5 separate regions of the Homo sapiens genome follow, and all the other regions are linked to region 5. The links are chromatin loops, found by intact Hi-C in ENCODE. Cell type or tissue: natural killer cell. All regions are shown on one strand.

Evidence for each region. A loop is a pair of places that touch in the nucleus more often than their neighbours do. Peaks named below come from ENCODE experiments on the same cell type or tissue, not always from the same donor. Only the 100,000 strongest peaks of a DNase experiment are listed, where the experiment ranks them.
Region 1: it touches region 5 in a loop (4-fold over the local background); 84 of 110 quality-filtered maps call a loop at or near these places.
Region 2: it touches region 5 in a loop (2.4-fold over the local background); 7 of 110 quality-filtered maps call a loop at or near these places.
Region 3: it touches region 5 in a loop (14-fold over the local background); 11 of 110 quality-filtered maps call a loop at or near these places.
Region 4: it touches region 5 in a loop (5-fold over the local background); 49 of 110 quality-filtered maps call a loop at or near these places.

The regions. Positions count from the first base shown.
Region 1 is chr12:123,041,020-123,046,019 of GRCh38, forward strand. The region is part of intron 2 of PITPNM2 (phosphatidylinositol transfer protein membrane associated 2); the gene reads right to left. Among named protein-coding and RNA genes, the nearest start is that of MIR4304, 33 kb to the left of the region's middle. RefSeq lists an enhancer at 2,531-3,110. In natural killer cell, a CTCF peak has its summit at 2,609 (motif pointing right); a DNase peak (open chromatin) is centred at 2,702; H3K27ac peaks cover 1,590 bases.
Region 2 is chr12:123,073,338-123,078,337 of GRCh38, forward strand. The region is part of intron 2 of PITPNM2 (phosphatidylinositol transfer protein membrane associated 2); the gene reads right to left. Among named protein-coding and RNA genes, the nearest start is that of PITPNM2-AS1, 5.5 kb to the right of the region's middle. RefSeq lists an enhancer at 4,611-5,000. In natural killer cell, a CTCF peak has its summit at 2,397; DNase peaks (open chromatin) are centred at 1,904, 2,684 and 3,454; H3K4me3 peaks cover 1,708 bases; H3K27ac peaks cover 2,397 bases.
Region 3 is chr12:122,790,989-122,795,988 of GRCh38, forward strand. CCDC62 (coiled-coil domain containing 62) reads left to right here. Exons shown (of 13, transcript NM_201435.5): 6 at 1,032-1,133. Among named protein-coding and RNA genes, the nearest start is that of CCDC62, 19 kb to the left of the region's middle. RefSeq lists a silencer at 4,760-4,960. In natural killer cell, CTCF peaks have their summits at 2,837 (motif pointing right) and 3,036; a DNase peak (open chromatin) is centred at 2,863.
Region 4 is chr12:122,857,678-122,862,677 of GRCh38, forward strand. HIP1R (huntingtin interacting protein 1 related) reads left to right here. Exons shown (of 32, transcript NM_003959.3): 19 at 425-572; 20 at 672-758; 21 at 1,161-1,268; 22 at 1,384-1,520; 23 at 1,749-1,859; 24 at 2,095-2,153; 25 at 2,370-2,400; 26 at 2,471-2,533; 27 at 2,746-2,846; 28 at 3,002-3,107; 29 at 3,239-3,362; 30 at 3,454-3,515; 31 at 3,631-3,837; 32 at 4,029-5,000. The coding sequence ends at 4,076. Among named protein-coding and RNA genes, the nearest start is that of HIP1R, 25 kb to the left of the region's middle. RefSeq lists a silencer at 2,805-3,099. In natural killer cell, CTCF peaks have their summits at 2,722 (motif pointing right) and 2,929; a DNase peak (open chromatin) is centred at 2,764.
Region 5 is chr12:123,235,502-123,240,501 of GRCh38, forward strand. The region is part of intron 1 of MTRFR (mitochondrial translation release factor in rescue); the gene reads left to right. It also overlaps a transcript of MPHOSPH9 not described here. Among named protein-coding and RNA genes, the nearest start is that of MTRFR, 4.6 kb to the left of the region's middle. RefSeq lists enhancers at 2,014-2,063, 2,674-2,873. In natural killer cell, a CTCF peak has its summit at 2,755 (motif pointing left); DNase peaks (open chromatin) are centred at 2,340, 2,450 and 2,780; H3K27ac peaks cover 1,367 bases.

The DNA of each region.
Region 1 (5,000 bases), 190 kb before region 5:
GGTGTGTGTGTAAACAGACAGAGAAGGGCTGGTAGTGTTGTGATTAAAATAAAACAATCAGCTAGACCTTCTGCCACCTGTTAGCTGTGACAGTGGGCAAATTGCTTAATCCTTTGATCTTTCATTTTGTCTTCTGGGGGTAAGAACCACCCCTGCCCAGCTGGGGTGTCTGTAGATTAAATGAGGTGATGCACATGAAGTGCTCAGCCCTGTTCCAACCAGTGTTCAACTAGCAAGAGTGAACAACAAGGTGGCACTGCTGTCCCTAGCAGGGTCTGGAAGGCGGGTCCCTGAGATATAGGGCCTGTGGGCTTCCTGGTAGGGCTGCCTACCCCCAGGTGCAGACAATAAACCTAGGCCTGAAGGAGGAGCAGCCCTGCTGTGGTGCTGGTTGGCCTTACAGCCAGGCACGGACCTACTGGGGTGAGATAGGGTCCTCCTCACTTTCTCCCTGGTTGAGCTGAGGCCAGGGAGCATGGCAGACCCTCCCGTATCAGAGCAGTGTGACTTGTGTGTCTGCCTCTCCCTGGAGCCCCCTTGGCCCGAAGCTGAACCCTCCTCACTCAGACAATTTCATTACACCCAGTCCGGCTGCCTGGGTGCTAGCGAGACAGACACACATTTCATCTCGTCTCTGCCGGAGTCGTGACGGGTTAGACAGAATTATGTTTTACTGCTGTCTGCAGGGCATCTTTTGGGGCCTGGCACAGACAGAGAAAAAAAAACACATACAGGTCTCCAGAGGCCCTTCAGGGAGGAAGGCCAGGCAAGGGGTCTGGGTGGTCGCCCACATGCACAGCCCACATGGCTCTGCTCCAGGGATGACAGGGACCCTTCCCTGGGCTTCAAATGTGGCACCTGGGCCCTGGCCTTAGAAAAGTCTTCAGGTTCCAGACCCTGGCATTCACGACCCTAGAAAGAACCCCCAGCCCCATGTTCACTGATGTCTTTGAGTAAACACCTGGCCAGACCGTGTCAGAGTGGGGCCACTCAGGGAGGCCATGGAGCAAGAGACCAGCCGTGGGCAAGGCGCGAGGTGCAGGATGCATCCAGACCAGGGTTCCAGGCACAGGCAGACGACCAAGAAGAGCTGTGAGGGATGTCACCCAAAGAATCAAGGGCATGGCTTCCCACCAAGACACAGAGCACCAGCTGGGCCTCCCAGGCTGGAGCCCAAAGATCTTCCTGAACCTCCCAGGGAGTAGAGGAGAAAAGTGACACAGAAAGAGCTTCAGATTCATGAGGCAGGGGTGGCCAGGCTGGAGGCATGTGATGAAGACTTAAAGTGGATTACTGGGGTTTGGCCCAGGACGAGGCGACGTGGACAGCTCCTTTAAGCGGAGGCCATGAGACACCCTGACTGGGAGGGGAAGCACGAGAATTGTGTTTATAGAACTTAATCTGTTTTTCCATGATTAGCAGGGGTCTGACGTCACAGATGGAATTTAGTGAGGCTGTGCAAAGTTAAGGGGGGATGGAATCCATCCCAACGCAGTTCAGCTGCATTCTGGTTACTAAGTCTGGAAGCTACTCCAAGCCAAGCCAGCGGGAGCCCCGGTTTTTGCAGTAGTGGGAAGCGAGGGAGCCACCGGCAGGTCTGGGGGCCTGGGACTCAGGACTGTGGGTATCCATAACCTCCTTCTGCCTCCCTTGAGTCCCTCTCCTCTTGCTCTAAGAGAGCTTCCTTCTGCTCTCTGCTTCCCAAACCTACTGGTTCCCAATCAGGAGCTGAAGCAGGCAATGGTAAAAGTACTTCCTCTCCAGATGCAGCCAGACAAGGCTCCCCAGGCCTCCCCTAACCATCTATGTGTATCCAGGGACCCAAAGCTCTGGATGAATGGGAGGCAGCACAGACGGATAAGGGGCTGTTCTTTGTCCAGCAACCATCCCCTTATGCCTGGGCTGGGGTTGCAGGAGTGTGTGGCTGCTCTGAAGGTGTGTGTTATGAGGTTAGCACTGATCAGCTGCCTCTCTGTGTCCTGGAGCTGAAAGCAGGAGAGGTCACAGACCCACAGAATCGTCCAATCCCTGCCCCAGAGTAGTTCCACCTTTATGTGTTAGACACTGGGCTTCCAGCAGAGATTTCTTTTGAAGAAAGGATTTCTGGGCTAAGAAACAAGCAGAGGACCCTGCTGCAGGCCAACCCTCCCCTTACAAATGAGGAGACTAAGGCTCAGGAAGCAGGCAGAGAGCTGGGTTGGGAACCAGGACCCTGACTCCCAGCTTCTCCCTCCACCCAGCCACAAACTCCCAGGCATTAGAGGAGAAAAGTGACACAGAAAGAGCTTCAGGTTCATGAGGCAGGGGTGGCCAGGCTGGAAGGGCAAGGACCAAGGAGACTTTGAGCAGGAGGACACAGCTCCTACCCCCACCCCCCACAGATTCCTTGACACCTTTAAGCAGGACCTGACTCCTTCCTCTAACGCTGGCCTGGGCAGTGAAGAGGGGGTCCCAGAGAGCTTTAAAGCCCTGGGCACTGCGGCAGTTACCCCAAATCCCACAGAAAGTCATAAATCTCACCATTGTACACCTGGAGTGCCAAGCTGGGGCAACTGCCAAGCCACTGCAGGAGTTGGTCACCAGATCCCACAGCACAGCGGCCACCTGGGGGCACCGTGGGGCTTGCAGTGCTCTGCAGCTCCAGGAGCAGGAGTGGGATGTTAGAGTTAAGTTATGAGGCATCGCTATGTAATGCCTCAACCCAAACAACAGACCCAGGGAAGCAGTGGTACAGACCACAGAGCAGGCTCCGAGAGGGCGCATCCTGCTCAAGGACTGCGGCAAGGCAAGGGGGCCCTGTTTTTATGACTCCTCCTCCCTGGCTGTGGCTATCAGCATGGCAACCTCAGTTGGGTGGAAACGGGCACAAATGTGCATGTGAGGAAATAAGCTTGAAACTCAGAGCCTCCAAGATGATAAGCATGGCATGAAGGAGAATTATTTGGAACTCACCTCCTACCCTGGTCCTCTAGGGACCCTGCTGGTCACAGAGCTACTACCACCACCACACTGGCCTCCAGGGTTGGTGCTCCCCTAATTTAACACTGAGTATGGCTGAAATAAGACTGGGCCCTTAAACAAAATGCCACGGGAGGCTTAGATGTGACAACAGAAACAAGCCCAGAGGGGACCTTGGCCCCAGCAGTTAGGGTCTAAGCTGTGGCTACAAAATCGTAGGCTGGGGTTTGCTCAGGGGCCTTCCTTTCTCACTCCTGGTCACCTCCCTGAGGCCACCACCATTTCAGCAGCAGCACCCAGACCATCCTCCTACATAAGAAGTGCCAGGGCTTTTCAGGAGGCCACTGGCCTTAGAAATGGCCAGTCCTTTAGGGGTGAAAGGTCTCAGCTTCTGGGGCATGCAGAAGGGAGGGCCCCCTGAGATGCTTAGAGGCTGAGAGCCTGTTGGCAGAGAGCTGGCTGTGCTGCAGGCCCTGTCCCAAAGCAAAACTCAGCTCAATCAATTCTCCAGGGAAATCAGAGCTTTCCGGAACCATCCAAGACACCAGAGTTGATAAGAGGCACTGCTGAGATTTTCACCTGGGTTACTCCTGAACTGGTGATAAGCCCTTGTGATGACAGAGTAGATACATAATGAGAATACAAAGGCCCCTGAGTGCTTACTCCTCTGGGCCAGCCTTCAAAACTCTGACAGGACACTCCAGGAGGGCACAGCTCCTGCAGTCCTACTTCAGTGATTCAGTTCCTTCACTATTTCCCACTCCTGATTTTATACCTTCTCTCCATCTTGAGTCTTCGTTACTTTTTTATCATTAATTTTTTTGGAGATGGAGTCTCACTCTTTACCCAGGCTAGATAGAACACAGTGGCGTGATCTTAGCTCACTGCAGCCTCCAACTCCTGGGCTCAAGCGATCTTCCTGCCTCAGCCTCCTTAAGTAGCTGGGACCACAGGCATGTGTACCATGCCTGGCTCCAGTCTTCTTTGTTTCCTCAAATTCCCATCATCAAATGGACCAACCCATTGCACCAATCCACTAGCTGCTGTTGCAATGCATGGACGGCTCTGCTCCTACTGAAGGCCAACTCTCTGTCACTGGGGCCCATGCCCTCTTGTCATTCAGGGACCTTCTCCCGAAATGCTCCCCTCTCTTGTCTCCCTAATGGACCTCCTCATTCACCATCAGCATTCAAACATGCAAGTTATAGCTCCCATATATCTGCAAAACCAAAACAAAACAACATGCCACAGCCCCCCTCAACTCTACCTCCTTGGCACCATCCCGCTTCTTTGATCCCCTTTATAGCAAATCCTCCTCAAGCTTAGCTATACTTGCTGTTTCCATTGTCTCACCTCCTGATCTCTTTCCAACCCACTTTGACCACCCCCACTCCACTGAGACCATATTGGTCAAGGTCACAAATGACCTCCATGTGGCTAAGTCGGCAGACAATTCTCATCAAATTCAGTCTTTCCTTAATTCCTGCATTTAACACAAATGGATTGAATGTTGGCTGCAGATGCCTCCCCATGGCTTGTGAGCAGGTGGGCACAACGCTGGGACTGAGTTTTTCCCTGGACAAGGTTCTCCTCTTTACTTGGCCAACATACCTCCCAATAAACTTCCACTTGGAGCCCACCATGTGCAAGATTCCAGCACTGAGGCTGTCAGCCAACTTACTCGGGTGCCTGTTAGTTATCAGCTGCAAATTATGAATTTTTGTTGCTCCAAAACAACAGCTGGTATTGTGCAGCCTGCAAGGAGCGCTGTGGGGCTAACCTCAAGTCCAGAGAGGCACAAACGCCATGCTGGAGTCTCAGTAGCCAGTGTCAGTAGCCAGTGTCCCTAGTCCTGTCTCCTTAAGCCCACCCTACTCATGGTACCAAAGGCGCACCAGCCCACCACTCTGAGCCCCCGTGACTCCTTCTGCAATAGCTATGGCTGAGTGGGGTACAGACCCAGCCGTCCCTGGGTGTCCCAGCGAGGGTGTCACAGCCCTTTAGCTCAGAGAAATTGCCCACAGCTCTCTGTGTCGCCTAAG
Region 2 (5,000 bases), 160 kb before region 5:
CTCCTGCTCTCTGTGTGCATCTCTGGGCATAAACACTCCTGACCCATTGAAGAGTAAGTTATGGGAATGCCTTGTCTCTAACAACAGCCTACCATTCGCCACCGCCTACACAGGTGGTTCATCTCCTAGCACATCACACCTGTTCTCTGTGGTGAGACACATGAAGTAGACAGTGTTATCTCTATGTTACAGATGAAGAAACTGAGGCACATATCTCCTCATGTGCAGTGCTGCTCCTACTACCCTGAGCCACCAATGCTGAAATCCTCAGCCTAAAACACATAGACCCCACGATGCAGACTGTCTTTCTGATGATACATGATGTAGCAATTTTTAAAAGAAAGGGAGCCACTCTGCTCCTATAGCAGAATAACAGTGGATCAGGATCAGAGTGACCCGGATTTTCCACAGTGTAGAGTGGCCTCGTACTCTGGGTGGAAGCCCTGGGGCAAGTGAGTGGTAGGGCAGATGCAGGGGGCTCTCCTCCAGCTCATCCCCAGGCTGCCTGCTCCTTCCTCTCTCTAATTCCTTCCTTTTCTCTTCTCAGACAACTAAGGTGGGTGGCCGTGGAGTGCAGGGAGAGTGAGCACCCCCCAGCTCTCCTCACCCAACCTCCTTGGCCTCCTCCCATACTGAGCACCCGCTGAAGGACAAGGGCTGAATATAGTCTTCAGGCCAAGAGCCCAGCAGCCATGCCCGGTGCAGAGCAGGTTGCATGTATAACTAATGAGTGAGGCAGAGGGAGGGAGGGAGCGAAGGAGTGAAAGAGCCAAGGATCCAAGTTCTGGTTCTGCCTTCACAGGCAGGCTACTCAACCCTCCGAGACTCGGTCTACTTATCTGTAAAATGGGAGCAACGCCAAGTACTTCTAGGGTGGCTGCAAACTGTTAAATCAGATGAGACTTGGGAAAGTGTCTGTGAAGTGGATTTAAGATCCCAGTGCAGACATAGGTTAAGGAGTTTGCTGAGCCCTGCTCTGGGAATTGAAGCAGAAAATGGGAGAAGCAGAATGCAAAGTTAAAGATGCCCAAATACAAATGCCACACTCACATTCACTGCACACACTCTCACATACCCCATAGGCACACACAGGCACATATACATGCCACACACATGCACACACACCTCACACACACAACATACCACACATGCACATATAAATACACACATGTCCATATGCACACAACACACACTCACATATACACCCCCCACATGAGCACACCACACACGCATATGCAAACACATCACACACCTCACATAGACACACACATGCCTACACATACACCCACCCACCCACACACACACACAAACACACACATATGGCCTCACAGCTCAGTACACCCTAAGCTTATCAGTCTCTGATGAATCCCTTCCCTTTGGGCTGGCGGCCCTCAGAAGCCCTGGACAGAAAGCCAGCACCCAGAGGCTCCCCTGCAGACACAAACATGCCAATCCCTGTAATACACCAGACCATGCAACAGAGCACCAGGGAGGAAAAGAGGGAACAGAGGCAGCTCTTTCCAGAAGTGGACAGGGACAGTTGTCTCACTCAGGTGAGACACTGAGCTGTAAAGCAATGCATAAAAAGGACAGCTGTCTGATCTTAACAATCCTGGGAACCGTTTACATGGGATCATGTTAGCATGAGAAGAATGCCAAATGGTAGGTACACCCCTGCTAGCAGGCAGGGAAAACATATTTGTGTGTGCGTGCATGTGGGTGTGAGCTTGTGAGTTGCATGTGCATGCCTGCATGGCATGTGCACATGTATTTGTGTGAGTGTGCATGTGGGGAGGCTGTGTGTGTGTATCTGCAAGCATATGTGCACTTGTGGGCAAAGGCGTGTATGTGCATGTATAAGTACGTGTGTGTTCAGGAAACTCACAAGAGAGACTGGGGGAGAGTTTAATGTTCATGAGCTTCTCTCTTCCTGCAGTTTAAGTCATCATGCAACACCACCAACAGACTTTTTCAAAGCTAGGCACGGGCTGGGCGGGGGCCAAGGCAGATGTTCTGAGTCCCAGAATCTCTGACCCGCATCAGAGCGGCCTGTCCTGCCCAGCACAGCCTGGGTGGTGGATTCCACCATGCTGCAAGCCAGGCCAGGGAAAAATAAATCAGACTTTCTCCTGGGAGCTTCACTGGCTTCGTGGGGTCTGTCTGAACCACAGGGCTTCCCACCACGCCCTTCCCTGAATCCCAGCGCTCCTGTCAAATTAAAGAAAGAACCACTCACCGCCTGAAAGCCAGCCAATGAGGTGATTATTCCAATTTTCCTGGAACGAGCTTTCCACACTTTCACAGGCTGGAGCCATCGGCGGCCCAGGCTCCCACCTCTCCAAGCTGCTCTCACGCCCCCTGCGGCTCCTTTCAAGTTAAGTCACCACTACGTGAAGTTATACTTTAGAGCAGCCGCTGAGAAAGGACACAGGAGGGCGGAGAGGCTGGGGCAGAGCACTCACGATCTACCTCAGGCAAATGCAGCCAGGCTGGAGGAGCCGGCCTCTCTCCTCAAAAGCCAGCTTGGCTCTGGCTGTTCTTTTGACTTTTGGGCTTGGTAACTGAACACACACTTGCATTGCCCTGAGCTCACACGAAAGCCCTCAGGGCAGAGGAAGCCCAGCAGCAACGGCAGGGCCGGGTGCCTCCCATAGAGGCTGAGAGCAGAGATGACGATCAGGTGCTGCCACTTGTGGGCTGGCCTTTAAGGTGTCACATCAGATTTTCCGCTCACTAGCAAACCAAAACCAAACTAAACAAAACTAGCACATGGCCTCCCCGCCCATCACATAACTCGTAAACCCATCAGAATTCCCAGCAACCAACCAGAATCCAGATGCCCGTAATGTTGTTAAGAAGCCTGCACACCGCCCAGATGCCAGGAGGGTCTGGGTGATTCTCCAGCCCCAAAGCAGAGGAAGAAACAGCACAGACCTGTGCAGACACAAAAGCATTCCTCTCATCCTGCCCAGTTGTAACCCATCTGATTGCTCAAAGAGAAGCACCAAGAATTGAGGGTCTCTGGGGGGCTCAAAGGCAGTTTTAAAGAAACAGGGCTTTGGGGAGATAAACATAGTTTAAAGATGCCCAACCACAGAACCACACAGGGAGTCCTGTCTCAGGCCACCTTCAAGGCTCTGATGCTGTTATTAAAACAATCTGACAGAGAGAATGCTGAAACAAAAAACAGAATCCAATCAGGTGCTCATGAGGCTGAAGTCCTATATTCAACTATTCACTTTGTGAGCCAATTCTGGTCCCACCCTCAATCCCCACTGCACCCTGAGACACAGACACATACTGGAACATCTAGACTTCTCTGCAGTCAGCCCTCCAAGTTGAGTGCCTCTTTCAGAGTTGACTATGGGTTCCCTGGTACCTGAACTCTGAAGCTCCCTGGTGAGTCAGACAGGGCTACTTGGTGTAACACTTCCTATTTAAAGATCAGAGAGGGGTTACTCTCAGACACCATTCAAACCCATAACTTCTAAGAACTGGGTGCTAAATCCGGTTTCTTTGGCCCTCACTTTCCATCAACACGGGAGCTGTTCTTGTTGACAACCAGGGGTTCTTTTTTCCATTGCCTGCTGCACAGGAAGCAGAGGTCACGGTGGGAGCTGCCTGTGCCGGGCATGGGTCGGAGTGTGTCTCCCCGGGCTGCGCTGCTGAGGGGTTAGCCTCACAGATTCCCTCTGGGAAAGCCACTTAAGAGTCATTCTGAATGCATCTACTGGGGATGGGGAAGAAATGATGCAGAATGTTGACCCACTGGGCAGCAGGCTTGAAATCCTGCCTGACCAAACTGTGCCGAGGGGCTGTCCCAAACAGATGGTGCTATCCAGACAGACACACTGGCAGGGCCGCTCTGCCTGAAGCCAGCCAGCAGACGATCCTCCCTACACCACCTTCTTGGAAATCTTGGTTATGGGGGATATCGGGGTGGGGAGGGACACCCCTTGTTATCAGGGGTGGAGAGGGACAAAACATTTCCTCACTGAACTCTCATTTTCAGATAATGAAGGATTGGTCAGAGAGACAGCCAACGTGTGGCCAACAATCACCACTCCAGAGCCCTGCCCCATCTAGGGCGCACGTGCATGCCTCTGAATTTCCTCCCCTTTCCTTGGTCCAACCACAGTCCAGGAAAGCAGATTTTCTATGCCCCGTGGCAATCACAGTGGAAAATGGAAGTACAATGGAGTGCTGTACCTACCCAAGCACCAGGAGGCAGGAGTCGAGCTACTCACAGACTCCCTAGAGGAGAACTCCACGCACCCAAACTCTGCTGTGCCCCCTCTGAGTTCTGAGCATGCCAGGTGAGGCCTCTCCCTCTCTCTCTCCCTCCATCCCAGCTCTTCGGAGAGAAAGCAAGCAGCCCGCGTGACCAGACAGAGCCTTCCTTGCTAATAAACCCATCCTGAGGCTGTGACATGTTTCAGAAGGAGCAGAAAATTACCTTTTAGGAAGCCAATGTGAGGGAAGGGGTGGGGGGACAAAGTATCAGAGCCAGGAGGTGTGCACCACAGGAGCCAGGCTGGGGTCGCGCAGCAGCCTCCCATCCCTGCAGAGGTCCGCTGAGCTCCCCATGCTGCCGGCCTCAGGGGGCCGCCCCCAGCACGCAGCTCTCCCAGCAGCCCATGCCTGGAGACAGAGGACACTGAGGAGCACGCGTGTCCCCAGGATGGGTGGACGGAGGAGCTGGGAGACTGGGCAGGGATGCCGGAGGAAGGGAGAAAGGCAGGCCGGAGAGGAAGGGGTGGGGAGCGGAGAGGGAGGGCGGGAAGGAGGGAGAATTGATTTTCTCTCCTCCACTGGGACCACTGAGCTGAGTTGCCATGGAGAAAGGGGAGCCGCTGGCAGAGCCCAAGGCGGGCGGAGGAGCCATATGCCAGAGGGAAGGCATCAGCAGAGAGCCAATCCCACAGTTCTGCTGCTGCAGCCTCCCCCATACCAGGCCTCAGGGTCCAGGTGGCCAGGCGGGGAGGGGTACCGGCCAGACC
Region 3 (5,000 bases), 440 kb before region 5:
GAAGGAAAGGAGGGAACGGCGGTGGGGAGATGGGCAGGTCAGGTCATGCTGGGCTCTGCAGTTTGTGGTAATGGATTTGGATTTCATCCTCAGTGCAGTAGCAAGGCTTCTCACTGAGAAATGACACGAGCAGATTTTTATTTTTAGTTTTATTTATTTATTTATTTTTGAGACAGAATTTCACTCTTGTCGCCCAGGCTGGAGTGCAATGGCGCGATCTCAGCTCACTGCAACCCCCGCCTGCCTCTCAAGCAATTCTCCTGCCTCAGCCTTCTGAGTAGCTGGGATTACAGTCGCCCACCACCACACCCAGCTAATTTTTGTATTTTTAGTAGAGACGGGGTTTTACCAGGTTGGCCAGGCTGGTTTCGAACTCCTGACCTCAGGTGATCCACCCGCCTCAGCCTCCCAAAGTGTTGGGATTACAGGTGTGAGCCACTGCACTTGGCCTTTATTTTTATTTTACTTTACTTTTTTTTGAGATGGAGTCTCACTCTGTTGTCCAGGTTGAGTGCAGTGGCGTGATCTCAGCTCACTGCAACCTCTGCCACCTGGATTCAAGCGATTTTCCTGCCTCAGGCTCCTGAGTAGCTGGGATTGCAGGTGTGTGCCACCACACCCAGCTAATTTTTGTATATTTAGTAGAGACGGGGTTTCACCATGTTGGCCAGGCTGGTCTCGAACTCCTGGCCTCAAGTGGTTTGTCCGCCTTGGCCTCCCAAAGTGCTGGGATTATAGGCGTGAGCCACTGCGCTGGGCAGATTTTGATTTTTAAAAGATTGCTCTGTGTACACTGGGCTGTCACAGGAGAGGCAAGGCTGGTGCAGGGAGGTCAGTCAGATGAGAGCAAGCGAAGCCTCCAACCAGGGGTCCTTGCCAGGTGTGGAGATGTTGGCTGTGAAACAGATTTTGTCTATAGATCCATCAGGACCGGAAGGAGCCGCTGAGGATGTGAGAGTTAGGCATAGTGTGTATATGAGGACTGGAACCTAGTATTTATTTGAGGACTTTCTTTTTCTTCTGTTGTGAAGAGGACCTCAATGAAAAGACGACAGAAAATAATGAGCAACGAGAAGAGATCATTCGCCTCAAGCAAGAGAAAAGTTGCCTGCACGATGAATTGCTTTTTACTGGTAAAACAGATGATCGAATGTATTTGTAACCTAGACTTGCAATGATGACAGGCTGAAGGAATTATACCTCTCCCAAAATGGTTTTTTTTTTTTTTTTTTTGAGACAGGGTCTTTTTTGAGACAGGGTCTTGCTCTGTCACCCAGGCTGGAGTGCAGTGGTGCAATCTCGTCTGACTGCAACTTCTGCCTCCCGGGCCCAAGCGATTCTCCTGCCTCAGCCTCCTTAGTAGCTGGGGTTACTGGTATGAGCCACCACGCCCGGCTAAATTTTGTATATTTAGTAGAGACGGGGTTTCACCACATTGGTCAGGCTGGTCTTCTTGAACTCCTAACCTCAAGTGATCTACGGGCCTTGGCCTTCCAAAGTGCTGAGATTGCAGGCGTGAGCCCGGCTTTTTTATTTTTATTTTTTTCTGAGACAGAGTCTCACTCTGTCGCCCAGGCTGGAATGCAGTGGCATGATCTCGGCTCACTGCAACCTCTGCCTCCCAGGTTCAAGCAGTTCTCCTGCCTCAGCCTCCCAAGTAGCTGGGATTACAGGCGCATGCTACCATGCCCGGCTAATTTTTATATTTTTAGTAGAGACGGGGTTTCACCATGTTGGCCAGGCTGATCTCGAACTCTGGCCTCAGATAATCCGCCCGCCTCAGCCTCGCAAAGTGCTGGGATTACAGGCATGAGCCATCACGCCAGGCCTTTTTGTTTGTTTTTAACACCCTTTGTGGGACCGATGGTGGACCAAGCAGCGAGTGTTAATGCTGCCATCCCGTTCCCAGTCACTATTTCCTCTTCTGTAAAATGAGCTATTCTCCCTTCCAGCTTAAGCGTGTGACTCTGCTTCTTACTAAAAACATAACATAGATGCTCCTTGACTTACAGGGTTACATTCTGATAAACCCCTCGCAAGTCAAAAATGCATTTAATGAAGCCAACCCAGCCACCAGCATAGCTCAGCCTAGCCTGCCTTAAACATGCACAGAACACTCGCATTAGCCTGCATTTGGACGAAATCATCTCACACAAAGGCTGTTTTATAATAAATTGTTGAATATATCATGTAATTTACTGAAAGCGAAAAACAGAATGGTTGTATGGGTGCTCAGAGTAGGGGTTTTTTAATGAATGTGTACCCCTAGTAAAAGGGGGACTGAGGGTAGGTATCAGTAGACCAAAAAGTGTTCATATGATTTTCTCTTCGGAACTTTACCTCTAAATCAATGACTTTCCTAACACAAACCACTGAAAAGAAAGCCCAGTAGAATCATCTTGGCTGGCAGGGATGTCAACAAGCTCTCTATGTCAGTCATTCTCAGTTGGGAGTGGAGAAGTAGGCCTTCACCAGTGGAAACTCTGAGATACTGGGGGTAGGTAAGGAATATGGCAGGGAATGGAATGCAGTTTGTCTGTAAATTAATGGGAAAAAATTGAGGCTCATCACAGCCTCAAACTCCTGGACTCAAGGAATCCTCCCGCCTTGGCCTTCCTAGTAGCCTGGCTAAATTTTTAATTTTTTTGCAGAGAAGGGGTCTCACTATGTTGCCCAGGCTGGTCTCTAGCTCCTGGGATCAAGCGATCCCCTTGCCTCGGCCTCTCAAAATGCTGGGATTACAGGTGCGAGCCACCATGCCCGACCTAAGAAGTTTTAAGTGAAATGGAATTCTTAATTTTAATCTCTTGTGATTAAAGATCGGGGTGAAAGTGTGGTATTCTGCCACTAGAGGTCACTATTTTCACCATTTCTAGGATTGCTGCATCTGCAAGTAGTGATAACCCGTTAACGCTGCTAAAGATATCACATATTTGTAGCTTTACAGTTGCATTCAAACAGTCCTTGGACCAGCATTTGTACGCCAGGTGCCCTGCGATATGCTCAGAAGCTCACAGGCCCACAGAATTCACTACTATACAAATGCTATGCATAAAATGCTATGGGAGGTCAAAGGAAAGAACAAAGCTTAAAGGATACGTTAGTCTCTTTTCTTTTTGATTAATCACTTTTTACCCATGCACTCTACTATGTATTACTAAGTAAAATACATGGAATTTGTTAGCTAATATTATAATAAATCGATTTTGTGAAATATTTTTATCATATACTAAGCAGATTTCTTTACCCAGGCTGGAGTGCAGTGGTACAATCGCAGCTCACTGCAGCCTCAAACTCTGAGGCTCAAGTGATCCTCCCACCTCAGCCTCCCAGGTAGGTGGGACCACAGGCACATGCCATCACACATGCCTAATTTTTAAATTTTTTGTATGGATGAGGTTCCACTATGTTGCCCAGTCTGGTCTGGAACTGCTGGGCTCAAGAGATCCTCCTACCTCTGCCTCCCAAAGCCCCAAAGCGTTGGGATTACAGGCATGAGCCACCATGCCTGTCATCCTAAATTGATTCCTTAAACATCTTCTTAACTAAAGACAATCTCACACCATTGTCTGAAAACAATTTTTGTATGTTTTATTCTTCTTTTTCAAAATATAGACAATTGATAGATTTGCATGTTTCAATTATAAAAGTGAACAAAGCCTACAAAAGAATTTATTTATTTAGTAGAGACAGGGTCTTGCTCTGTTGCCCAGCCTGGAGTGCAGTGGTGCAATCATAGCTCACTGCAGCCTCGACTGTCTGGGTTCAAGTGATCCTGCCACCTCAGCCTCCTGAGTTGCTGGGACTACAGGCATGTGTCATCACACCTAGCTAATTTTATTTTATTTTATTTATTTTTAGTAGAGGCAGGGTCTCGCTATGTGGCCCAGGCTGCTGGTCTTGAACTCCTAGCCTCAGATAATCCTCCTGCCTTGGCCTCCCAAAGTACTAAGATTATAGGCATGAGCCATCGTGCTTGGCTTAAGCCCAAAAAAGAATTTTTAAAGGGCATAACATGATAATATGCCGTCAAGTGCTATGGCTAAATGTCACGATTTTTTTTGTTTTTGTTTTTTTTCGGAGATGGAGTCTTGGTCTGTCGCCTAGGCTGGAGTGTAGTGGTGCGATCTTGTCTCACTTCAACTTCCGCCTCCTGGGTTCAAGCAATTCTCATGCCTCAGCCTCCGGAGTAGCTGGGACTGCAGGCACACGTCACGACACCTGGCTAATTTTTTGTACTTTAGTAGAGACGTGGTTTCATTGTGTTGCCCAGGCTGGTCTCGAACTCTTGAGCTCAGACAATCCACCCGCCTCGGCCTCCCAAAGTGTTAGGATTACAGGTGTGAGCCACCGCACCCAGTCAGATGTTACCATGTTTTATTTGAAGTTGGAAGATGTCTTAAAGTTTTACTTTTAAGTTTAAAACTTGTAGAAAATGCAGTTCTTTTTTTTTTTGAGACGGAGTCTCGCTGTCGCCCAGGCTGGAGTGCAGTGGTGTGTTCGCGGCTCACTGCAAGCTCAGCCTCCTGGGTTCATGCCATTCTCCTGCCTCAGCCTCCCGAGTAGCTGGGACTACAGGCGCCCGCCACCATGCCCAGCTAATTTTTTGTATTTTTTAGTAGAGATGGGGTTTCACCGTGTTAGCCAGGATGGTCTTGATTTCCTGACCTCATGATCTGCCCACCTTGGCCTCCCAAAGTGCTGGGATTACAGGCGTGTTCTTTTACATAGGCTGAGGGACATGTTTTGCTTGTACATAACTAGGAGTAAGGAGTTTGCAAAGAGAACAATGATACTAGTTTACATTTCTGTGGGTCCTGACAGTCCTGTAGGTGAGCTCTTATAGACTGAGTGTCTGCCTCAGGTCTCCCAGGCGGTAAAAGGCAGAGTCTTGATCAGAATTCAGCAGGTTCCAGGCGTCTAAGTCCCTTCCCATTGTTTTAGCTTAGGCTGCTTGTTCAGGCAGATAGCAGCAGAGAGTTCCTTACCTCTGTTTTCTG
Region 4 (5,000 bases), 380 kb before region 5:
CACCATTTTACACTCCCACCAGCAACGCATGAATGTTCCAGTTTCTCCACATCCTTGCCAATGCTTATTATTGTCTTCTTTTTATTTTAGCCATCCTAGTGGGTGTGGAGTGGTTTCTCACGGTCTTGATTTGTGTTTCCCTGATAGCAAAGGGTGCTACATATCTTTTCATGAGCTACCTGGCCATTTGTGTATCTTTGGAGAAATGTCTTTTAGGACCTTGAGCTCACGTTTTAATTGGGTTATCTTTTTATTCTTGAGCTGTGCACTGTGTGGGAAGCCTCTTTCTAGAAATCTCCACCCCCCTGACCAGTGAGGGTCTCAGCTGGGCTCCAACTGGTGGCCCATGGGTCATTCCAGGGCTGGGGCACATCCTTGGCCTTGGGGAGGATCTCTAACCTGTCCTCTTCACCCCCATTGCCAGGAGTCTCAGGAGCAGGGGCTGCGGCAGAGGCTGCTGGACGAGCAGTTCGCAGTGTTGCGGGGCGCTGCTGCCGAGGCCGCGGGCATCCTGCAGGATGCCGTGAGCAAGCTGGACGACCCCCTGCACCTGCGCTGTACCAGCTCCCCAGGTAGACAGTGGGGCCACACTCAGCCGCTCCCCTGCCTCCTTCCCATCCCCAGCCCTGAGCAGCGGGTGGCAGGGGCCTCAGTTCTCCTCGTGCTTGCAGACTACCTGGTGAGCAGGGCCCAGGAGGCCTTGGATGCCGTGAGCACCCTGGAGGAGGGCCACGCCCAGTACCTGACCTCCTTGGCAGGTGAGTGTAGCCAGGGCAGGGCGGAGGCGGGGGCTGTGTCCCAGTTCCAGCGCCCATGGCCACCTCTTGCCTTTTGGGAGGTTTACAGACAGCAGGGACCTCTCTGGGAAGCCAAGCAGATGCCCCCTGCCTGCTCCTTCCCAGGAACCCACCCCTGCCCTGTGGACAAATAGGCTTTTGCCTCTGGGGCCTGGGCCACCATATGTCTGCAGGTGGCAGAGCACTGAAGGGCCCGGGGCCACACACACTGTGGTGTGGTTCCCACTGCCTCCTGGACGTTGTCTTGCCGAGCCCTCCTTTCCTCTTCCTCCTCCTCCTGGGATAGCTGGCCACCGACGGTGGTCCCAGTGCTAGTGTCTCAGTGTCATCCTCCCCCAACCTTGGCCCCACCCACCCGCACAGACGCCTCCGCCCTGGTGGCAGCTCTGACCCGCTTCTCCCACCTGGCTGCGGATACCATCATCAATGGCGGTGCCACCTCGCACCTGGCTCCCACCGACCCTGCCGACCGTAAGTGGGTCCTGGGATGGCAGGTTCTGTCCACCTCACTGGCTTGTCTCCCCTGGGGGTCCTTATGGAGCCTGTCGGTGGGGGGGGCTCCACTCACGGTCCTTTCTCACCCCAGGCCTCATAGACACCTGCAGGGAGTGCGGGGCCCGGGCTCTGGAGCTCATGGGGCAGCTGCAGGACCAGCAGGCTCTGCGGCACATGCAGGCCAGCCTGGTGCGGACACCCCTGCAGGGCATCCTTCAGCTGGGCCAGGTGAGGCACAGCTGAGTGTGGGTTTGGGAGGCTTGGGCCTGCCTCTGACCTCTGCACCCACCTCTGGGTTGGCTGAACAGGTGTTTGTGCGTGGAGCCTGCAGCCTCAGGACACAGGGTGGGGACCATGCACCCTCCTCGATCCCTGTGGTCCCCAACCTCTTTCCCAGGCTGCCCGTGGGACGGGGGGGGACGGAGGCTACCCCTGTCTGACTCCCATCCTCACCAGGAACTGAAACCCAAGAGCCTAGATGTGCGGCAGGAGGAGCTGGGGGCCGTGGTCGACAAGGAGATGGCGGCCACATCCGCAGCCATTGAAGATGCTGTGCGGAGGATTGAGGTGAGCACGGGATCTGGGGACTCCCCTCATTCCTGTGGAGCTTTGGGGGCCGGAGGCCCCAACTGGGCTGGGTACAGGCTGCACCCACTCCTGCTCTCAGCCTCCAGACAGAGGACAGATGGCGTTTTCCAGGGGCCTGTGAGGTCAGAGCTGAGAGGGCAGGAGGCAGCCCTGGCTTTCCCAGGACCACGGTCCCCTCCTCCCAGCCAGCTCACGGCTCTGTTCTTGGGTGCAGGACATGATGAACCAGGCACGCCACGCCAGCTCGGGGGTGAAGCTGGAGGTGAACGAGAGGTGAGCCCCCCTTCTGTCCCCCCAGGCCCAGCCGAGGTGGGCTCCCCGTGGCCCCTAAGGTTCTGCCCCCAACTGTTCTGCTCACGGGAAAGGAAGGCCTGGCTCAGAGCAGACACTCCCTCCCCACCTGCTGAGCCCTGATGTGGCCAGGCCCGCCATGGCGTCGTGTGGGCTGCTCTGCAGAGCGGCAGCTAAGTCTCTCCTTCTCTCCCCCAGGATCCTCAACTCCTGCACAGACCTGATGAAGGTGAGGGGCTGTGACCCGGGGGGGTCTGCACCTGGAGGGCCACCAGTCATTGCTGTCTTGGTCTCGGCAGGCTATCCGGCTCCTGGTGACGACATCCACTAGCCTGCAGAAGGAGATCGTGGAGAGCGGCAGGGTGAGGGGCCGGCGGCAGCAGGGCACAGTCCACAAGGAGCCTGACCCCCAGCCTAGGCCACCCTGGGCATGAGACCCTCCACCCCCTACCACAGGGAGGCCTCAGGGATGCGCCCTATGGCCAGAGTGAGGGGGAGAGGGCCCTTGAGGGCCACTTTCCACCTTTGGTGTCCTTGACTGGCATGTCCTGCCCTGTTCTCCCGTCGCCACTAGGGGGCAGCCACGCAGCAGGAATTTTACGCCAAGAACTCGCGCTGGACCGAAGGCCTCATCTCGGCCTCCAAGGCTGTGGGCTGGGGAGCCACACAGCTGGTGTAGGTTGCCCTGGGTGGGGGGGGGCAGGGGGCTGCTTCCTGCCAGTTGGAGCAGTTTGGGGTTCAACAGGGTGCAGGGAGTAGAGGGGGTGTGGAGTGGTGCCAGCCGTCCGTGGGGTCAGAGACCCTGGCCCTGACTGGCCCTTGACCCGCAGGGAGGCAGCTGACAAGGTGGTGCTTCACACGGGCAAGTATGAGGAGCTCATCGTCTGCTCCCACGAGATCGCAGCCAGCACGGCCCAGCTGGTGGCGGCCTCCAAGGTGAGCTTGCACGCCGACAGCAGCACACTGGGCTCTGGGCCCAGCTTGGCCTGGGCTGTGGCTGCCAAGCCCAGGCCTGCTGCTGCCCTGAGCTGGGAGACCTGGGCCCACCCTGACCTCTCGCCCCTCAGGTGAAGGCCAACAAGCACAGCCCCCACCTGAGCCGCCTGCAGGAATGTTCTCGCACAGTCAATGAGAGGGCTGCCAATGTGGTGGCCTCCACCAAGTCAGGCCAGGAGCAGATTGAGGACAGAGGTGAGTGCCAGATGCCAACGGGGGCTGCTGGCTCCCGAGGCTGAATGGGGGTGGGTGCCCAGATGTTCACCCCCTTGTCCTCCGGCCACAGACACCATGGATTTCTCCGGCCTGTCCCTCATCAAGCTGAAGAAGCAGGAGATGGAGACCCAGGTAGGCGCCCATGGCTGCCCCGTGACCTCTGAGCTCATCCCTCGGGCGAAGCCTGGACCCAGGAGAGAGCTCCCTGGGGAGGCTGGGCTGGGCTGAGCAGGCCGTGTGGCTACAGGTGCGTGTCCTGGAGCTGGAGAAGACGCTGGAGGCTGAACGCATGCGGCTGGGGGAGTTGCGGAAGCAACACTACGTGCTGGCTGGGGCATCAGGCAGCCCTGGAGAGGAGGTGGCCATCCGGCCCAGCACTGCCCCCCGAAGTGTAACCACCAAGAAACCACCCCTGGCCCAGAAGCCCAGCGTGGCCCCCAGACAGGACCACCAGGTGCCGTCTGCACTGGGATGGGGGAGTTCCTGGACGGGGGTGCTGTCCCCAGCCCTAGAGGGGCACATGGTGCACGTCCCTGGGGAAGTCAGGGACCACTGACAACATGCAGGGAGGAGCTTGCTCAAGGGAGAGGTGGGGCCCCAGGTGCCTGGCTGTGACCACTGACCCCCCACCTTTAACCCCTGCAGCTTGACAAAAAGGATGGCATCTACCCAGCTCAACTCGTGAACTACTAGGCCCCCCAGGGGTCCAGCAGGGTGGCTGGTGACAGGCCTGGGCCTCTGCAACTGCCCTGACAGGACCGAGAGGCCTTGCCCCTCCACCTGGTGCCCAAGCCTCCCGCCCCACCGTCTGGATCAATGTCCTCAAGGCCCCTGGCCCTTACTGAGCCTGCAGGGTCCTGGGCCATGTGGGTGGTGCTTCTGGATGTGAGTCTCTTATTTATCTGCAGAAGGAACTTTGGGGTGCAGCCAGGACCCGGTAGGCCTGAGCCTCAACTCTTCAGAAAATAGTGTTTTTAATATTCCTCTTCAGAAAATAGTGTTTTTAATATTCCGAGCTAGAGCTCTTCTTCCTACGTTTGTAGTCAGCACACTGGGAAACCGGGCCAGCGTGGGGCTCCCTGCCTTCTGGACTCCTGAAGGTCGTGGATGGATGGAAGGCACACAGCCCGTGCCGGCTGATGGGACGAGGGTCAGGCATCCTGTCTGTGGCCTTCTGGGGCACCGATTCTACCAGGCCCTCCAGCTGCGTGGTCTCCGCAGACCAGGCTCTGTGTGGGCTAGAGGAATGTCGCCCATTACTCCTCAGGCCTGGCCCTCGGGCCTCCGTGATGGGAGCCCCCCAGGAGGGGTCAGATGCTGGAAGGGGCCGCTTTCTGGGGAGTGAGGTGAGACATAGCGGCCCGGGCGCTGCCTTCACTCCTGGAGTGAGTTTCCATTTCCAGCTGGAATCTGCAGCCACCCCCATTTCCTGTTTTCCATTCCCCCGTTCTGGCCGCGCCCCACTGCCCACCTGAAGGGGTGGTTTCCAGCCCTCCGGAGAGTGGGCTTGGCCCTAGGCCCTCCAGCTCAGCCAGAAAAAGCCCAGAAACCCAGGTGCTGGACCAGGGCCCTCAGGGAGGGGACCCTGCGGCTAGAGTGGGCTAGGCCCTGGCTTTG
Region 5 (5,000 bases):
CTACAGGTGCCTGCCACCAGGCCCAGCTAATTTTTTTTTTTTTTGTATTTTTAGTAGAGATGGGGTTTCACCGTGTTAGCCAGGTTGGTCTCGATCTCCTGACCTCATGATCCACCTGCCTCGGCCTCCCACGGTGCTGGGATTACAGGCGTGAGCCACCGCGCTCGGCCTGGTAGTGAGTTATCTTAATTAATTGTTCACAGTCACAGATCAAACTTCTTGTTCTACTCTTTCCCCCTTCTCTACTGTACTTGACTAGTCTTTTTAAAAAGAGAAAGTTGGCCGGGCGTGGTGGCTCATGCCTGTACTCCCAGCACTTCGGGAGGCCGAGGCAAGCGGATCGCTTGAGGTCAGGAGTTCGAGACCAGCCTGGCCAACATGGTGAAACCCCATCTGGGCTAAGAATACAAAAATTAGCTGGGCGTGGTGGCTGGTGCCTATAATCCCAGCTACTTGGGAGGCTGAAGCAGGAGAATCGCTGGAACCCGGGAGGCAAAGGTTGTAGTGAGCCAAGATGGTGCCACTGCACTCCAGCCTGGGCAACAGAGTGAGACTCGTCTCAAAAAAATAAATAAATAAAAACTTAAAACAGAAAAAGTTAAGGAAAAGGAGCTAACATTGCCTAAGAAACTGGAAAAAGATCTGGAGATATGAAAGGTAATGAAACAAGGTGTAGAAAGGATAATTTAGTTTCAAAAATTGAAAACCTAATGGTTTCCAAGATAGGTCTTACTGAGATAATCAGGAAGTGTGCATCTCTTATTTTCTTTATTTGTATTAAATACAATAATGTATTTGAAAGTGCTTTGCAGCTGCACGTGGTGGCTCACGCCTGTAATCCCATCACTTTGGGAGGCTGAGGCAGGAGGATTGCTTGAGCCCATGAGTTCGAGACCTGCCTGGGCAACATGGCAAGACCCCATCTCTACAAAAAATTAAAAACTAGCCAGGTATGGTGGTACACACCTGTGGCCCCAGCTACTGGGGAGGCTGAGGCAAAGAAGCTTGCTTGAGCCCAGGAGGTCAAGGCTGCACTGAGCCATTTTTATGCCACTGCACTCCACTTGGGTGACAGAGGGAGACCCTGTCTCAAAAAAAAAAAAAAGAAGAAGAAACTGCTTTGGTTTGTATATGTTTAAGTCCTAAACAAACACAAGGCATCGTTAATAGAAATATAGGCTTTGAGACTTTTGGAAGAAAATATACAGTGTTGTTATTCCTGCTTTTTTAATGTGTTTCTGTTTTAATAGTGTAGTTGATAAATTATAAAGTTCCCGTTAGATGCCATAAATAGAACAAATATGGGGCCGGGCGCGGTGGCTCACACCTCTCAGCACTTTGAGAGGCCGAGGCGGGCGGATCGCCTGAGGTCAGGAGTTCAACACCAGCCTGAGAAACACGGTGAATCCCCATCTCTACTAAAAATACAAAAAATTAGCCAAGCGTGGCGGCATGCGCCTGTAGTCCCAGCTACTTGGGAGGCTGAGGCAGGAGAATTGCTTGAATCTGGAAGGCGGAGGTTGCAGTGAGCTGAGATTGCGCCACTGCAGTCCAGGCTGGGTGACAGAGTGAGACTCCGGCTAAAAAAAAAAATAGAAGAAATATGATACACACAAATAGCACAGGTGTAATTCTGTGGATTCAAAGTTTTCTGCTTAAAAAAAAATAAACGGGGCCAGGCACTGTGGCTCACGCCTGTAATCCCAGGACTACGGGAGGCCAAGGCAGGCGCATCACCTGATGTCAGGAGAAACCCCCGCCTCTACTAAAAATACAAAATTAGCCGGGCATGATGGCAGGTGCCTGTAGTCCCAGATACTCAGGAGGCTGAGACAGGAGAATCACTTGAACCTGGGAGGCAGAGGTTGCAGTGAGCCAAGATCACGCCATTGCACTCTAGCCTGGGTGACAAGCGAAACTCCGGCTCAAAAATAAAATAAAAATGAACGAGATGTTGGGATTGTGTGAAGTGAATGTTTTCCTCTTTACTTCATTAGCTATCTCTTGAATTCTGCAGCATTAAGCATTCAAGCATTAAGCCTGTTAAATTTAGACCAGACCTAGAGTAGTCTCTTTTTCCTCCCGTCCGCCAAAATCAAAGACTACAGCTCTGCATTTCCTGCTCAATCTATTATGCTTTCCTTGTTTGAGAAATAACTATCTGCAAACACTTACTGTGAGTGAAGGGTGCTTTATCTTCAGCGTAAAACCCCAAGTCTAGGAAATGGCATGGTCTGTTTCAAGCCTTACCAGCAATACTCACTGGTTCCATTTGAGAGGTTTCAGCCCTTAAGGATTTCAGATACCTACAGCAGGAGGATGAGCTAACAGGAGGATGTGAAAGACAGGGAAATGCTACTTTCTTTTTAACTACCATTTTACAGACAGCACCAAAACACTTTTTTTTTTTTTGAGACGGAGTCTCACTCTGTCACCCAGGGTGGAGTGCAGTGGTGTGACCTCAGCCCACTGCAACCTCTGCCTGCCAGGTTGAATCCATTATTCTGCTGCAGCCTCCCGAGTAGCCGGGACTACAGGTGCACACCACCACATCTGGCTAATTTTTTGTATTTTAGTACAGAGGGGGTTTCACCATGTTGCCCAGGCTGGTCTGGAACTCCTGAGCTCAGGCAATCCACCCTCAGCCTCCCAAAGTGCTAGGATTACAGTCATGAGCCACCACACCCAGCCCCAAAACACATTTTTGAAACATGAATTATTATTATTAAGCATTTGTCAGAAAATCATTTTCCCCTCACTTAGCTTCTGGCACCACCTGCTGGCCGTTTTGTCTTTTCAAAGCAGCAACATTGCACGTTGGTCTGTTTAAGCTCAATGTTGTTTGGCCCTTAACTGTTTATTAGGTCATTGTTTTGAGACCTATGGTTTCATCTCCTTCTTAAGGAAGAGACAAGACGGAATAAGCAGGTAATCAGCCCTCCTGAATTCTTGTCTCAGTTTCTTAAATGTCATATAAATAAGAAACATGCTGGGCATGGTGGCTCATGACTGTAATCCCAGCACTTTTTGAGACCGAGGCAGGCAGATTGCTTGAGCTCAGGAGTTTGAGACCAGACTGGGCAACATGATGAAACCCCATCTCTACTTTTTTAGAAAAGAAAAAGAAAAGCTTTTAAAAGTGTCTGTCCTAGCAATCAGAAGAACTTGCTGATTCCTGTGTTCTGGAACAATGCTTGTCAAATTTTATGTGCCTCTGCATCACCTGAGGATCTTGTTAGGCTGCAGGTTCTCATTTGGTAGGTCAGAGCAGGGCCTGAAATCTTCATTCCTAACCATCCTCCACGTGGTGCTTTTGCCACTATGTGGACCACACTTTGGGTAGCAAGATTCTAGAGCTACATTGTCCCATAAAGTAGCCACCAGCACATGTGGCCCAAACTGAGATGTTCTGTAAGTATGACCATAACCTAGAATTTGAAGCCTTCATATTTAGGGGGAAAAAAGAATATCTCAATTTTAAAATATTGGCTGGGTGCAGTGGCTCACACCTGTAATCCCAGCACTTTGGAAGGCTGAGGAAGGCAGATCGCTTGAGTTTGAGTTCCAGACCAGCCACAGCAACATGGTGAAACCCCGTCTCTACAAAAAATCCAAAAATTAGCCAGGCATGCTGGTACATGCCTGTAGTTCCAACTACTCAGGAGGCTGCGGTGAGAGGATGGCTAGAGCCTGGAAGGCAGAGATTGCAGTGAGCTGAGATGGCGCCACTATACTCCAGCCTGGGTGATGGAGCCAGACTGGTCTCAAAATAATAAAACGTTGATCACGTGTGGAAATAATAGTTTTGATATATTGGGTTAAATATACATTTCATCATTTATTATTTCTAATGTAACTACTAGAAAATTTAGAATTTCACATGTGGGTAGCATTAGTTTTGTTTTTTTGTTTGTTTTTTTGAGACAGAGTTTCACTCTGTTGCCAGGCTAGAGTGCAATGGCGCAATCTCGGCTCACCGCAATCTCCACCTCCCAGGTTCAAGCGATTCTCCTGCCTCAGCCTCCCAAGTAGCTGGGACTACAGCTACGTGCAACCATGCCCAGCTAATTTTTTGTATTTTTAGTAGAGACGGGGTTTCACCGTGTTAGCCAGGATGGTCTCGATCTCCTGACCTCATGATCTGCCCGCCTTGGCCTCCCAAAGTGCTGGGATTACAGGCGTGAGCTACCGCGCCCAGCCCAGTAGCGTTAGTTTCTATTGGACACCACTGTTCTAGAACATTAACACAACAGAGGTGACATTTTTTATTTTTTTTTCCCCCAGATGACCCAGTTTCCCAATCTCCTTGTTTCCATGTCACCATCTCTGCTAGCTCAAATCAGTATTTGTTTAATTCTTTTCTTGGGACGATTTCCTTGCCCTCCCATCACACTCCTTTACACCTTCTCAGCCTTCACCATTGCCATCATGATCCCAGGGATCTCATCAAGCAATGAACAGTCCTATGTGCCAGAATACTAGCAGCATCCTTGTTTAAAGCACTTAGCCTTGCCATGGGGTGTGGGGCCTGGACCAGCAGCAACAGCCTCATCTGTGAGCTGGTTAGAAATGCAGAGCCTCGCCGGGCAAGGTGGCTCACGCCTGTAATCCCAGCACTTTGAGAGGCTGAGGCTTGTGGATCATCTGAGGTCAGGAGTTCGAGACCACCCTGACCAACACGGTGAAACCCCATCTCTATTAAAAATACAAAAAAAAAAAAAAAAAAGCTGGACGTGGTGGTGGGCACCTGTAATCCCAGCTACTTGGGATGCTGAGGCAGGAGAATTGCTAGAACCCGGGAGGCGGAGGTTGCAGTGAGCAGTCAGGGTGACGGAGACTCCGTCTAAAAAAAAAAGAAGAAGAAATGCAGAGCCTCAGGCCTCGCCCCAGACCTAGTGAACCAGCATCACAAGTCACAAGACTCCCAGGTGATTTGTATGCACATTAAAGTTTGCATGGGGAGACTGGCTGGTGAGTACTTTAACAATCTTCGTAAAGCA